3 separate regions of the Homo sapiens genome follow, and regions 2 and 3 are each linked to region 1. Evidence: chromatin contacts called from ENCODE Hi-C or POLR2A ChIA-PET data. All regions are on one chromosome and are shown on one strand. The core of a region is the stretch at or near the end of the contact, and the rest is flanking DNA. Distances in the headings are between cores, read along the strand shown.

What was found. Hi-C counts contacts between places; a loop is a spot of excess contacts on that map. ChIA-PET counts read pairs that join two places held with the same protein, here RNA polymerase II (POLR2A). Pooled maps may share reads with other maps.
Region 2: a pooled map shows a loop between it and region 1 (3-fold over the local background). The contact joins the enhancer-like site here to the promoter of CBR1 in region 1. A Hi-C loop is called at or near these places in 7 of 50 pooled maps. POLR2A ChIA-PET finds 5 or more read pairs at or near these places in 3 of 52 experiments (CD8-positive, alpha-beta T cell, OCI-LY7 and activated CD4-positive, alpha-beta T cell).
Region 3: a loop to region 1 is called in a map with no recorded cell type, with 11 times the contacts of the local background. The contact joins the enhancer-like site here to the promoter of CBR1 in region 1. A Hi-C loop is called at or near these places in 2 of 37 single-sample maps with no recorded cell type and 7 of 50 pooled maps. POLR2A ChIA-PET finds 5 or more read pairs at or near these places in 1 of 52 experiments (WTC11).

Annotation. Positions count from the first base shown.
Region 1 is chr21:36,068,709-36,073,216 of GRCh38, reverse strand. It overlaps CBR1 (carbonyl reductase 1), which reads right to left and starts at 3,193. Exons shown (of 3, transcript NM_001757.4): 1 at 2,813-3,193; 2 at 2,160-2,267; 3 at 53-771. The coding sequence starts at 3,101. The coding sequence ends at 335. CBR1-AS1 (CBR1 antisense RNA 1) reads left to right here. Exons shown (of 4, transcript NR_040084.1): 4 at 2,732-3,575. RefSeq lists an enhancer at 2,888-3,137.
Region 2 is chr21:34,971,763-34,975,920 of GRCh38, reverse strand. The region is part of intron 2 of RUNX1 (RUNX family transcription factor 1); the gene reads left to right. Among named protein-coding and RNA genes, the nearest start is that of RUNX1-IT1, 66 kb to the left of the region's middle. RefSeq lists enhancers at 1,342-1,431, 1,562-1,611 and a silencer at 1,455-1,749. Within about 2 kb of position 1,545, at least 2 of the 41 ENCODE cell types and tissues checked have a DNase peak (open chromatin) inside an H3K27ac peak, as active enhancers do; they include CD8-positive, alpha-beta T cell, where a contact is called at or near this core.
Region 3 is chr21:37,553,106-37,557,542 of GRCh38, reverse strand. The region is part of intron 1 of KCNJ6-AS1 (KCNJ6 antisense RNA 1); the gene reads right to left. Among named protein-coding and RNA genes, the nearest start is that of KCNJ6-AS1, 37 kb to the right of the region's middle. RefSeq lists enhancers at 1-3, 214-273. Within about 2 kb of position 1,389, at least 4 of the 41 ENCODE cell types and tissues checked have a DNase peak (open chromatin) inside an H3K27ac peak, as active enhancers do.

The DNA of each region.
Region 1 (4,508 bases), core at 1,944-4,443:
ATTGTACTTGAGACAAAGCTTATTTAGCATCTAAACAATCTGTACAAATGGACACTTATAAAGAACCATTTATTCATCTGTTGATTTTCATTCATTATTTTCATCAATTACAATTTTTCCTCTCCTGCATCAGAGGAAATCACAAAAGACCTGACAGATTTACGTAGTCAACTGAGTGCGTAGGTTGCTCAATTAGTAGTACATTAGTGAGTGCTAATTGATAAGAGATCATTTTTTTTCTTATATAAGGATATTTATGACATTGTAAATGCCCTTTGGACCAACTCAGGACAAGGTACAAAATGGGGCCCATGGATGGAGCTGTGAGCCCAGCTCACCACTGTTCAACTCTCTTCTCTGAAACAAATTGTCCATGGGGACCCTCAGCATCTGGGGGCAAAAGGGCCAAGTACACAGGGGTCTCTGCACCTTCTTCTGGGCTCTTGGTGGCCTTGGGTCCCGCCATGTCAGTTCTCACCCACCCTGGGCAGCAGGCATTCAGGAGGATCTTGTCCCCTTTCCTCTGCTCACTCAGTTTCCTGGCGTGGATCCTGGACAGAACGGTGACGCCAATCTTCGTCACCCCGTATGCGCTGCTGGGCCAGCCCTCCTTCTGGTGCACTCCCTTCTTTGTATCCTCCACAAACTTGTTCATGAGCCCCACCAGCTCCTCCTCAGTGATGGTCTCACTGCGGAACTTCTGCTGCAGCTCTGGGCTGCAGCTTTTAAGGGCTCTGACGCTCATGATGCTAGATACGTTCACCACTCTCCCTAAGATACACCACAAAGCATTATGTAGAAAGGTGTGCAACAATCCCGTAGAGAGGTGAATGCCAAATTTGCAGGGATTTTGGAGCAGAAAATTTTCATATGAGAGACAGTTACTGGTATGAGTTCTAAGAGGAATACGCATAGAAAGTGTGGTGGTAGTTGCATGAAGAAGTTCATTCCTGCCTTCGAATTTTGGCTGAGTAGAGTCAGGTGAGATTTGGAAGAGCTGCCCTTTGAGGTCCTGGTGAACCAGAGCCTTAGAAGTAGCACAACTTAACAGGACGACAGGACAGGGAAACAGGATAAAAGCTGAGAGTAAGCTGTACATGCAAGTACCCAACTCGAAGCCACACATTTAAATTTTTCTAAAAGTGGCTGCTTAATTGCTGTGTTATTTAATGGGTGGGTTCATCTCCTGTCCCATTACTTAGGGTAACTATCACAGCAGTTTACAACCAAAGACATGTGATAGTCATGTCCAGCACCTTCAGCACGTTGAAGGGGAGTTAAAATGGGCCCAGAGTTAAGCAGCGGCAGATTATGGACATCTCTGTGAACCATGCTAAGGGCTTGGACTTTCCTCCTGAAGGATTTTGGGAGAGGCATGACCATGCAGACAGTACGCAGGATGCTGGGAAAGGAAAAGAGGAAAAGACTCAAGACCAGAGGTGCCTTGTGAGGGTTTGCAATTGTCCAGAGGGACAGGTGAGGGCCTGCTGTAGAGCTGCAATGAGACGGATTCAGGAGGAACTCAGTGGGCACAACTCCTAGGACCTAGTAAATGATTATGAGGGGTGGGGCATGGTGACCTGCAGGATCCTGGTGGGTGGGTGGTGGGGTCTGTGTCCCAAACGACTTAGGGAAAAGGATAGGGATCCTCTGGAAATATCTTAGATTGTGGGGAAAGGCATCAGGAAGAGATGGAAAGGCAGCAAGACAACCATGTGGTTGGGAGCTTAAGGAGTGTTTCAGACAGGTGACAGGTATTAGAAGGGCCTAATGAACTGGTGGTAGTAAAGCCTCCACCAGCCTGAATAAGATCTCTCTGAAAGAGCAGAGAAAGGGTACAGGATGGACTCCCACGCAGAGGGGAATGGAGCAAATAAAGAGCATCTCTCAGGAGACGTTTGAGCTAAGACCTGAAGGATGAGAGTCAGCCAGGTGTGCAAAGACCAGTGCGACAGGGAGGACGAATGGCCATGGGAGTGGGAGAAGTGAGGACAAAGTCCTGAGGCAAAATGGCACATATCAGCTGGCAGGAGAAAAAGCACAGAGGTCAGTGCACGTGCAGCATGGAGAGGAAGCAGGAGCCTGCAGGAGAAATCCCAGGCAAGCAGGGGCCAAATCAAGCCCCAAAGAGAAGGTGCGCTGTTTCCCATCAGACTCACCTTGGGGTTTTATTAGAGGGAGTAATTCTGTGCACACATCTCGGGTACCAAAGAAATTTGTTTTCATCGTCACTTCAGCTTGAATATGAAAGGGTGTGGGATCAGCAACTTTTAGGAGAGAAAGAGAACATAGTTAATACATTGTACCCATGGGGTAAAATTCTATACAATGATACTAAAAAAAAAAAAAAAAAAAAAAAAAAACTTAGTGCCCTCTGCCTAAAGTAAGTCTGTATCTGGTTACAGTATTGTGCCAATGTCAATCTCCTGGTTTGATCATGTTCTAGTATTTTTGTAAGATGGCACCATTGGGGGAAGGAGGATGAAGGGTGCACACACTGGATCTTGGCATAACCATTTTTTCTTTTTGCAATTTGTCGTTTATTTTAAAATCAGTTCAAAATCCATCCAGTTGCCTTAAAGCTCAATTCAGAAAAACTGCAGAAAACCTGAAAAAGATCCCCAAGAGTCCCAGCCAGGGAAACACAAAGTTCCCTTTGGCTGGAAAACTCTCACTTTCTCCAAGGTTTCTGCACTCCCTGCATCTCCTAGCTCCTCCCTCTCCTCCCTAGGGAGGCGTTATGGACCCCGCAGACGCCAGGAGCCCCAGTGCATCGGTTCTTCTTCGGGGAGGCCACGTCCCCTCCCCATACCCTTGAAGGCGATGCCCGCGTTGTTGACCAGCACGTCCAGGCCCCCGTACTCCTTGCGCAGGAAGTCGCGCAGGGCGCGGATGCTCTGCAGATCGTCGATGTCCAGCTGGTGGAAGCGCGGGCTCAGGCCCTCCGCCTGCAGCTGCTGTACGGCCGCCTGGCCCCGCGTCACGTCCCGCGCCGTGAGCACCACGTCCCCCGAGAACAGCCGGCACAGGTCGCGCACGATGGCCAAGCCGATGCCCTTGTTGCCTCCAGTCACCAGCGCTACATGGATGCCGGACGACATGGCTGAACGGGGCGCGCGGAACACCTGCGTGGAGAACAGACCTGGCTCAGGCCCGGGAGCCCCGCAGCGTGTTCCAGAGACTGCTCGAGTCTGGCGGTCGTGGGCGCGCACCCGTGGGTTACACGCCCGGCCGCTGAGCGCGCAGGCGCAGGCCCCGCCCTAGCGGGGCGGGGCTGAACCATCCCTACCCCTCCCCACCGGAACCTCGCCGGGGTGCGGAGCAGGCGGAGAGCCAGCTAGCCTGACTTTGCAGAACCCGCAGGCCGAAGACCGAGGCTGGTCTCTAGCTACTGGCTGTTGGCTGCCCACGTGGCAGTGAAGAACCATTCCTAGTGGCCATGTGCCTAGATCTGAACTCACTGCTTGCCCTTGGTTCTCTGAGGGGTTTTCTTCATATTCTCCCAGCTGTTCAATCATTCCTAGTTGTGTTTGAAGAAATAGTACATTTGCATGGTTTTTTTTTCTTTTTTTCCTGGTGTTCTAAAAAAAAAAATACTGCAGGAACTGCAGTCTTTGGAGCTAGAGTTGCAGAAGAAACTGGAAGGAAATAACAGGGCATCAAGTTTTTGTTGATTTTCCCCCTAAGTATATGAAAACAAAGCTACTGACTTAGCCAGATTTTCCAATAATGGTGGGAAACATTCACTAAATCTTTATAAGGTTACTTCTCTGGGCATTTGCAGGGCCATCAGTTTATCTGTGCATAGGTGTAGGGGGTTTCACAGCCCTATTTTACACGGACAATAACACTCTAGGATGTACCTTTTAATCCCCATCTTAAAATGAAGAAACAGGGATCCATCCTCAGAATTTATAACTTAGTTCAGTGGTGGGAAATTGTTAGAGAAATGCCAGGAGTTTGGTCTAGGTCTGGTGGTTCACAGCACAGAAAGCCAGTCACTGAGACCCCATTATTGTCAGGGAAGAAGGCATTATTTGGGTGCTACAGCCTAGGGGGGAGAGATCAGTCTCAAATCCATCTTCTCAACTGATTAAAATTAGGATATAGCAGGGAAGAAATGTAACTGCATGTGGGAAAATAGCAGGAGTTAGGGAGAGATGAAGAGGAGTGGGTCAACAGGCATCAGGCAATTGTTGCAGGTGAGGGGTCTGGTGTCTGATTTTCCAGATGTGGTGATCCGATAAGTTTCAGTTCCTTGGTGCTATCTGGGAGGACTGATGGCTAGTTCCCTGAGAAAGGAACTCAGATAAGACAAATGTAAATTTCTCAAGTTTTTAGACTGGGAGGGTCAATTTGTTTATTCAAAAGAGACCAGGCCTGGCGCGGTGGCTCACGCCTGTAATCTCAGCACTTTGGGAGGCTGAGGTGGGTGGATCATGAGGTCAGGAGTTCAAGACCAGCCTGGCCAAGATGGTGAAACCCCATCTCTACTAAAAAAAAAAAAA
Region 2 (4,158 bases), core at 296-2,795, 1.1 Mb after region 1:
CATCTTTCCAAAATTACTTTCCTTAACTCTCCTTTATAAACTCTTCACTTCAACAAATAATCCTCTCTCTTCTCTGTTTTCAGCCACCCTGTCTCCCCTCCAAAACTATTTCCGCCCCCCAAGAGCTACACACCCAACTGCTCTTCTGTGTCACAAATGTCACTGTTTTTACAAAGATTTTTGCAATTGCTACCCTCTCCACCCCTCCTTCCCTAGCTAGAAGCCTTCTCTCCCCTCTTCTAAACCCACACAGCTCACCATTTGGACAACTTTTAGGAAGTTTAGCACTTTCCACCACACACTATTGTTTTAAGTACAGTCACCCCCCAGTATCCATGGGGGTATTGGTTTCAGGACCCCTCTGGAATAACAACATCTTCAGATGCTCAAGTCTCTTTTCTAAAATGGTGTAGTATTTGCATATAACATGTGCACATCCTCCTGTATACTTTAAATCAACCCTAGATTACTTATAATACCTAACATAATGTAAATGCTATGCAAATAGTTGTTATACTGTATTGTTTAGGGAAGAATGACAGGAAAAAAGTCTGCGCATGTTCAATACAGACAACCATCCATATATACAGATCTATACGTAGAGAGATCCACAGTTGGTTAAATCCATAGAAGCAGAGCAGAGCTTCTTTATGAAGCCAAATATGTATCTTCATAATATCCCGGAGGGCAGAACTTCGGTCTGATTTGTAGGTATTGAGGTCTAATGAAAATAGCTAGGGAAAAGATCCAGGGGGAAGTCTTTTCCTCCACCACTTACTAGCTGGCTCTGCCTAGTATTACACTTGCTTGCCTTCTCTTTTAGCATATGGGCAATTTATCCAATCACTCTGAGCCTAGTTTCCACATCTAGCTGGCTCTGCCTAGTATTACACTTGCTTGCCTTCTCTTTTAGCATATGGGCAATTTATCCAATCACTCTGAGCCTAGTTTCCACATCTATAAAATACGGTGAGAACTTAATAAGTTAAAATTTCTAGCACATAGTAGATATTTAAAACATATTAAATAAATTCATGCCATTATAACGTCACAGTCTGTTACTTAAAATGTTTTCCTCAAAAGTCTCAATGGCTGACTCACAAAAACAGATTTGTTAATGGATCTGTTAAAATAAACAAGAGCAAAATAGCCTTTGCTATTTTTGTATAGTGTTAATCATTCTGTTCCTTAAAGAAAAGTCCCAGGGAACTACTTAGTGTGGGGAAGGCCGTTTCTAGAAGGAGTGCCGGCAGAGAGCAGGAGCAGGAGTTGGCATCACAAAGCTGGTGCTGTCTTCATCTACACCACATTTCATGTCAACTTCATTTTATTCATTTTGTGCCCCTCATCTGAACCCTCAGTTTCAGGTTTGGGAAACAGAACCAAATGGAACATGAAATGTAAAACAAGGTCCAGCCAAACACAGTGAGCTCTCTCCGGCTTCAAGTCAAAACTTGGCTGAACCACAAAGCTTCACCTGGTTTTGAGTAAAAACCACACTGAACCACCTTTTTTTTTTTTTCACGGTTTCGGTTTGCAAATGGGGTTTCATGCAAAGCTTGCCCTCGTTTCCGTAGAGTTCCCTGGCAGAGGACAGGCAAGTCTTCAGCTAATATGGACTCTGCCCCATGAGCACCCCTGGCCAGCCTGTGTGGAGGTGACTGGTGGTTACTTATTGTTCGGATCTCAGAAGGCCTGGGTGTTGAGTAGTCTTGCTCGTGTGATGATTAAGATGACAGAAAACTATCAGGCATATCAAGAAGAAGTACAATCAGTTAGTTTCTCTCTTTGCACTTGGCTTTTACGAAAACAGAGAAGAAAATTTTTGAAAAGCCATGAATTTATGAAGGGGTGGGAGGAGCATAGCCTAAAGCTCCATCTACGTGTGGAGGCAAAGAGATCTGAAACAATTCTTTGGATAATCCAGGCCAAAATTCCGATTCATCAGAAATATTGAGATAATAAAGGCAAAGTGGGCTAGAAGAGTGCACTTGTGGAAGTATGAAAACAAGCTCAATTTTCCCCTCAATGTGTAAATGTAGATAAAGCCATCATATCAGCGATGCATTTCTCCCTGGAGACTTGTAGTGGATTTGGTGTCATTCATGTGCTATGCTGGCAATAGTAGAAAGGATTAAAATGTTCCTTAGAAGCTAACAGTGTCAGATGAGCCATTTGCCCTGGGTGGTGATGACATTTGGGAATAAGGTTTAATATAAAGTGTCTCCAAACTGAGTTTTCTATGACATGGAGGGAGGTTTGTGTTGTTCTCTTGGTAAATTAAACTAGTACTTGGGATTTACAAGCAGATTTATAGGAGGATTGTAATGATGAATGCATGAAGAATGGATTGGATCAGTGATAAAACATTTATTATATCAATACATGCAAAGTTTGGAAAACTGTAAGAGAAAATAAATGGCCTCTTAAAAATCACTTATATATGTATAGTATCATAAAATTCACATACAAAAATTTCCCACACATGATGACACTGGATTAGTCCTGGAAAGATTATGTGACTTGTCCAATCCAGGTCAGGAAGCCAGTACGTTGCAGGGATTTGAGCTTCCCTCGTTCTTCTCCATTCACAGACAAAAATTTGTCCTTGGCATGATAACTATGTAGCAAGGGAGACAATCAAATACACCAACCACTACAATATAACATCACAGGCACCAAAGTGGGACTATCTTTTAGAGATGTGAGGGGCCTGAATAAAAGATTCCTACATCTGCCTCCTCCCTTTGTCCATATAAGCATGCAGGACTGAAAACTATGAGATAGTCTCTAAGAGACAGATGGAGGGAGAAAGAGCCTTACTGCCTATCTCTAGTGAGCTGGGGAATCCATTCAAGTGATTAGTTTGGGATATATTGGTTTTGAGGATTCCATGAAGTACACAACAAGAGCTCTCAAGGTTCTCCAGAAATGTCAGTCTAGAATTCCAAGGAAATAGTTCTGGGCTGGAGACATGAATTTGGGAGTCACTAATGTAAAAATAATAGATTAATGATCTCACCCAGAGCAAGATGTTGAGGGAGAAAAGTCAAAGGGAGCATCAGGCTCTCTCCAACCCGTGGGTCCAGTTGCATGCAACTGGACAATGGGATTATTATAAAAGAAGATGCCTGCCAAATGATGCCTGCTGTATGGAAGGCTGCACACCACCAATCTCATTCTTTGTAGAGTTAATCAATGCAAAGTCCCAAACCACTTGGTCATTTAAGTAGAAAGTCTTGTCTCTCTAAACCTAACATTTCAACACCTTGCTTATACAGAAGATCAATCAAGAGAAATGTTTTATTTTATGATAAGATTCACAACAGAATTCTATCAAATAGCAAATGTCTTTAGTGATGGTAACATATGATTCATTTGACAAAGCACAAAGCAAAAATTGCATTTATCCATACTTTTTAGGAACAGGAGTTTGCTTTTGGTTATTTTCATTTGTTTGCTGTATAGGGCAATGTATATTGTACATTTCTTTGAGTAGATAATGAGCAAGTGGACACATGAGGCCAGAGATATAAATAATTTTTACTTCCAGAGGTTATTTGTCATGGAACCTAGTAAAACTTCTATTTATTTAATTACCATAGAATTGGAAAATGTTTTGCCATAGAATATTGATATGAAGGCAGAAACCAAATGGACATTTCCCTAGATGAAAAGTATGAATTCAAGGCCCCCAGTGGTCAATGTTGGGCTCCTTAGTTCAATATTTTAGGAGTCATCTGAAAGTCAGAGCAGGACAGGCAGTGAAATTTCCAGTTTTTCTGGTAAAAATGAGCTTATCCAGGTGCCATATAAATGGAATGAACTACAGAAAGATTTGGGTAGTGGATATAAAAATGCCATGTAAACTTGAAAGTTGGCCTGTTAATGTGTTCAGGAGAAAGTGTTCTAAACTATATTTTTAAAATTATGGTCTCTAAGAGATCAGTTATAACCCTGCAAAGGGTCATTAAAATCATGCCTGAGATCATTCCTCAGTGAAGACATCAGTGCAATCCACTGCTTCATCAGGGTAGGCCACAGAAATCCTTTATTAGGCACTGGTGAACCACACAACATGTTGTTATGCTTGTTCTGTAAAATATGTGGTGCTTGAGGTTTGATTGTTGCAATTCATGGGCTCCAAAGAAGCCTTTC
Region 3 (4,437 bases), core at 140-2,639, 1.5 Mb before region 1:
GCTTAGCTGAGGTTGCTGGGCACTCAGGCGTTGCTCAGACTCATTCAGAGCCAGAATTTAGACTTCATGCTCTGTGAGCAGGTCTCAGGGAGAGGGTTGAGAAGGAGCTCCCAGTCACTTCAAATCTTCCTCTGAGATAGCTTGTCTATCATCGATTCAATCAACAAAGGCTCTTTGAGCTCCTCCCATGTGTGAGCAGAACATCCCGGAAGCCTCCCCTAGGGTTCATGTTCCAGGAAGGGGACTGGGAATAAATCCAGGCGTTTATGCCAGAGGGGATGGTGGGTGCTTTGAGGAAAAGTAAAGCAGGTGAGGGAAGAGAGTGCCCTGCTTTGATGGGTGGTATGGTTTGGCTGTGTCCCCACCCAAATCTCTTTTTTTCTTTCTTTCTTCTTTTTTTTCTTTTCTTTTCTTTTCTTTTTTTTTTTTTTTTTTTTTTTTTTTTTTTTTTTTGAGAGGGAGTCTTGCTCTGTCTCCCAGGCTGGAGTGCAGTGGCGTGATCTCGGCTCACTGCAACCTCCACCTACTGGGTTGAAGTGATCTCCTGCTTCAGCCTCCCGAGTAGCTGGGACTACAGGCGCCTGCCACCATGCCAGACTAATTTTTATATTTTATGCCAGACTAATTTATATACTAATGGGATTTAGTACAGATGGGGTTTCACCATGTTGGCCAGGCTGGTCTCAAACTTCTGACCTCAAGTGATCTGCCCTCCTCAGCCTCCCAAAGTGCTGGGATTACACGAGTGAGCCACCGTGCCTGTCCCCACATCTCACCTTGAATTGTAGTCCCTATAATCCCCATGTGTCATGGGAGGGACCAGGTGGAGATAATTGAATCATGGGGGGCAGTTTCCCCCATCCTGTTCTCGCGATAGTGCGTTTCTCATGAGATCTGATGGTTTTATAAGGAGCTTCTCCCCCTTTTGCTCTGTGCTTCTCCTTGCTGCTGCCATGTGAAGAAGGATGCATATGCTTCTCCTTCCACCATGATTGCAAGTTTCCTGAGGCCTCCTCAGCCCTGTGGAACTGTGAGTCAATCAAATCTCTTTCCATTGTAAATTACCCAGTCTCAGGTATGTCCTTATAGCAGTGTGAGAATGAACTAATACAATGGGAGAATCAACAAACAACCAAGAGAACAACATTTGAACAAGAGGGAGTGGCTGCCGGGTGTGCCTTTCCTCTTCTTACCTGTGGTGCCATTGTTGGTCCATCTCCACAGAACCATCTGAGGCTCCGCAGTTTATCCATCCCCAACTGTAATAACACTAATAACAGCCCCTCTACCACGAGCAACCACGGCAGATGTTTGCTCCCATTTGTAAAAGTTCTGGCTCAGCTGCCTCGCTCTGCTTGCTACAGGCATTTATCAGCTGTTCACTAAGCTGGATGGGGCAGTCTGCAAAGATAGATGTGGACACGTGGTGACCTCCTTACAGATCAGCTGCCGAGACACACATATCAGAGTTCTGAGAACACGCACGTTCAAGAGCGTGCGGAACGCACTGTACTCCGCAAATCCTTCCTGGGGCCTCACCTCGCTATATAAGGCTCTTCAGCTTCACACACATATAGACACACAGAGTCATCAGCACGGGTTTGGTATTGCTATCTTTGGAAACAACCCACATCTTTGAGTCCCATCCAGAGCCATGTCCACCTGTGGTTATCTTTTGGCAGCATGTTAGCCTTTTAAAGGCACCCACATTGTTCACGCCACTCAAGCTGAAGGAATTCAGGCATGTCGCCTTGGAGCTGGGAAAATGATACTCCCCATTTAGGGACTGTGGAGATAAGAGGGAGTTCAGAGTTCAGCTCAACTTGCTGAGATTTTGCAGCAGTGGCTCTTAAACTTTGGTGTGCTGAAAAATTAAGTAGTTGTGTGCTGAAAATGAAGATCTGGAGGTCCAGCCACTCAGATATTTAGACTCATGCAGTCAGTCTGAAGAGGAAGCTGGAATTCTGCAATTGACAGGCCCCTGGGGGCTTCAGGTGCTGACGGGCCACAAAGCACACTTTGAGAAACTGTTTGACTGTTGTACAGCCACAAACCAGTGTTGAAGGCAAGTTTTTGGAGATGCCACCTCCTTGGTAGCAAGTAATCAGCTGTGAAGAACACAGAACAGCTTCCTCTTAAAACAAAAGTGCAAGACCCTCCAAAGGTTAAGCAGGGAAGAGGGCTAGGAGATGCTGCGGAATGGGAGCAGGGGCTCCAGTCATCTTCAGGGCTCTCAGCATTTAACCTCCAAGCTTCACCTTCCCCTTGGAGTTCTGCTTGTTGTTGCTGTTGTTGTTGTTTTTAACTCTGATTTCTACCATGCCCATCAAAATTCCAATCGCCTTATCCCGAGTATAACTAAAATTAGCTGACATTTGCAAAAAAAAGTAATAAAGCAAAAGATGGAGAAAACTAAGGGGAATCATGATTGAAACTATAAATAGCAACAATATCCAAGTCTCCAAAATGTAGGTTTCTACTGCTAAGATGCCCGCTCACCAGCAGTGAGTGGGTGTCCCTCCGTTCACCTCCACCTCCAGGGTCCTTGACTCCTAGACTTCTGCTGGCATACTTCCCCCTGCACCTACCGGCCCAACACAACCGTTGCCTTCTCTGAGAACCAAAGCAGAAAACAGAAAATACGGTTTCCTATCCCACGCGGCTAGGATGACTCCACCAGCTCTGGTCCTGAGGCGCTCCCATCTCTCTGGCTCCAAGCTCTGCCTCTGGCCTCTGAGGCATTCACACACATCCCTTTCAGTACACACTTCGTGTGGCACTTCATGGGCACGCAGGATACACAAGCCATAATAACCCATGCACAGAACAGCTTGTGTGAGTGTAGCCTGCGGAGCGTCTGTGGCATACTGTGAGATGTACTATACCAAATGTGGCAAACACTTGTGACCAGCCCCTTGGGTGTATGTCCAGTTAGAAATGTAAAGCAATTCTGGGCAACATAGCAAGAGCCCATCTCTATAACAAACAAAATAAAAAGTTAGCTGGGGCCGGGCGTGGTGTCTCATGCCTGTAATCCCAGCACTTTGGGAGGCTGAGGCAGGCGGATCATGAGATCGGGAGATCAAGACCATCCTGGCTAACACGGTGAAACCCCGTCTCTACTAAAAATGCAAAAAATTAGCCAGGCGTGGTGGCGGGCGCCTGTAATCCCAGCTACTCAGGAGGCTGAGGCAGGAGAAAGGCGTGAACCCGGGAGGCGGAGCTTGCAGTGAGCCAAGATCGCGCCACTGCACTCCAGCCTGGGCAACACAGCAAGACTCCGTCTCAAAAAAAAAAAAAAGTTAGCTGGGCACGGTGGTGCATACCTGTGGTCCCAGCTATTTGGCAGAGGTGGAAGGATCGCTTGAGGCCAGGAGTTCGGGGCTGCAGTGAGCTATGATCTGCTACTGTACTTCAGCCTAGGAGACAGCAAGATCCTGTCTCTAAAATTTAAAAAAGAAAAAAGTTTTTTTTTTAAAGTGGCCAGACACAGTGGTGGCTCATGCCTGTAATTCCAGCACTTTGGGAGGCCAAGGTGGGAAGATCTCTTCAGCTCAGAAGTTCAAGAGCAGCCTGGGCAACACAGTGAGACCCTCTTCTCCATAAAAAATCAAAAAATTAGCTGTGAGTGATGGCACATACCTATAGTCCCAGTCTTTGGGGAGGCTAAAGAGGGAGGATCCCTTGAGCCCAGGAGTTGGAGGCTTCAGTGAGCTATGATCACGCCACTGTACTCCAGCCTGGGAGTGCAGACACTGTCTCCAAAATGAAAAATGGAAAGCACTGCAACCAAAAAGTTTGTCTGACTCTCCTCCTTACACTCCTTCAGCGGCCCCGCTTTCAACGCACACCTTCCTGAATTCTTATCTACATGAATAGTTCTTAACCTGTAGGAAAAGACCACAGGCAAAATGACTGCATTTTAATAACAAAATAAAGAGAGTCCTGATAGGACAAAGCATTGGCTTGGATTTGTGAATTAATTTATGTGTAACATCGGACACCTCCATGACAGCAAATCACTTTTCCACGTGGAACCGATCACATTTACTGAAAAGAATCCGGTCCCATGGAATGAGACCGCCCTGGAAAATCTGGGCCGTGTGGTTGCCGTAGTAATTGATGCCTTCTAGAACAAATCCGTGCTTGGCTAATTACAGCCTTCTATTTTTAAACTCATCTCCATTCTTCTCCCCCAACCCAACATTTCTCACACAACTTTAGCAGTGAAATACTATTACTGTTATCTGTACAGGCTGTGCTGATCTCAAAATAACTCCTTTCCAGTCGGCCTTGGCCTGCCATGGGAGGAGTGAGGCGCTGGTTCCCCATGCACACGCAAGGCCAAATAAAGACCTCTGAGCCAACCCCAGGCTCTTTACACCACGGGAATCAAAACACCACCACGGGCTTCCAGGGCTCCCTCCCACTTGTGAG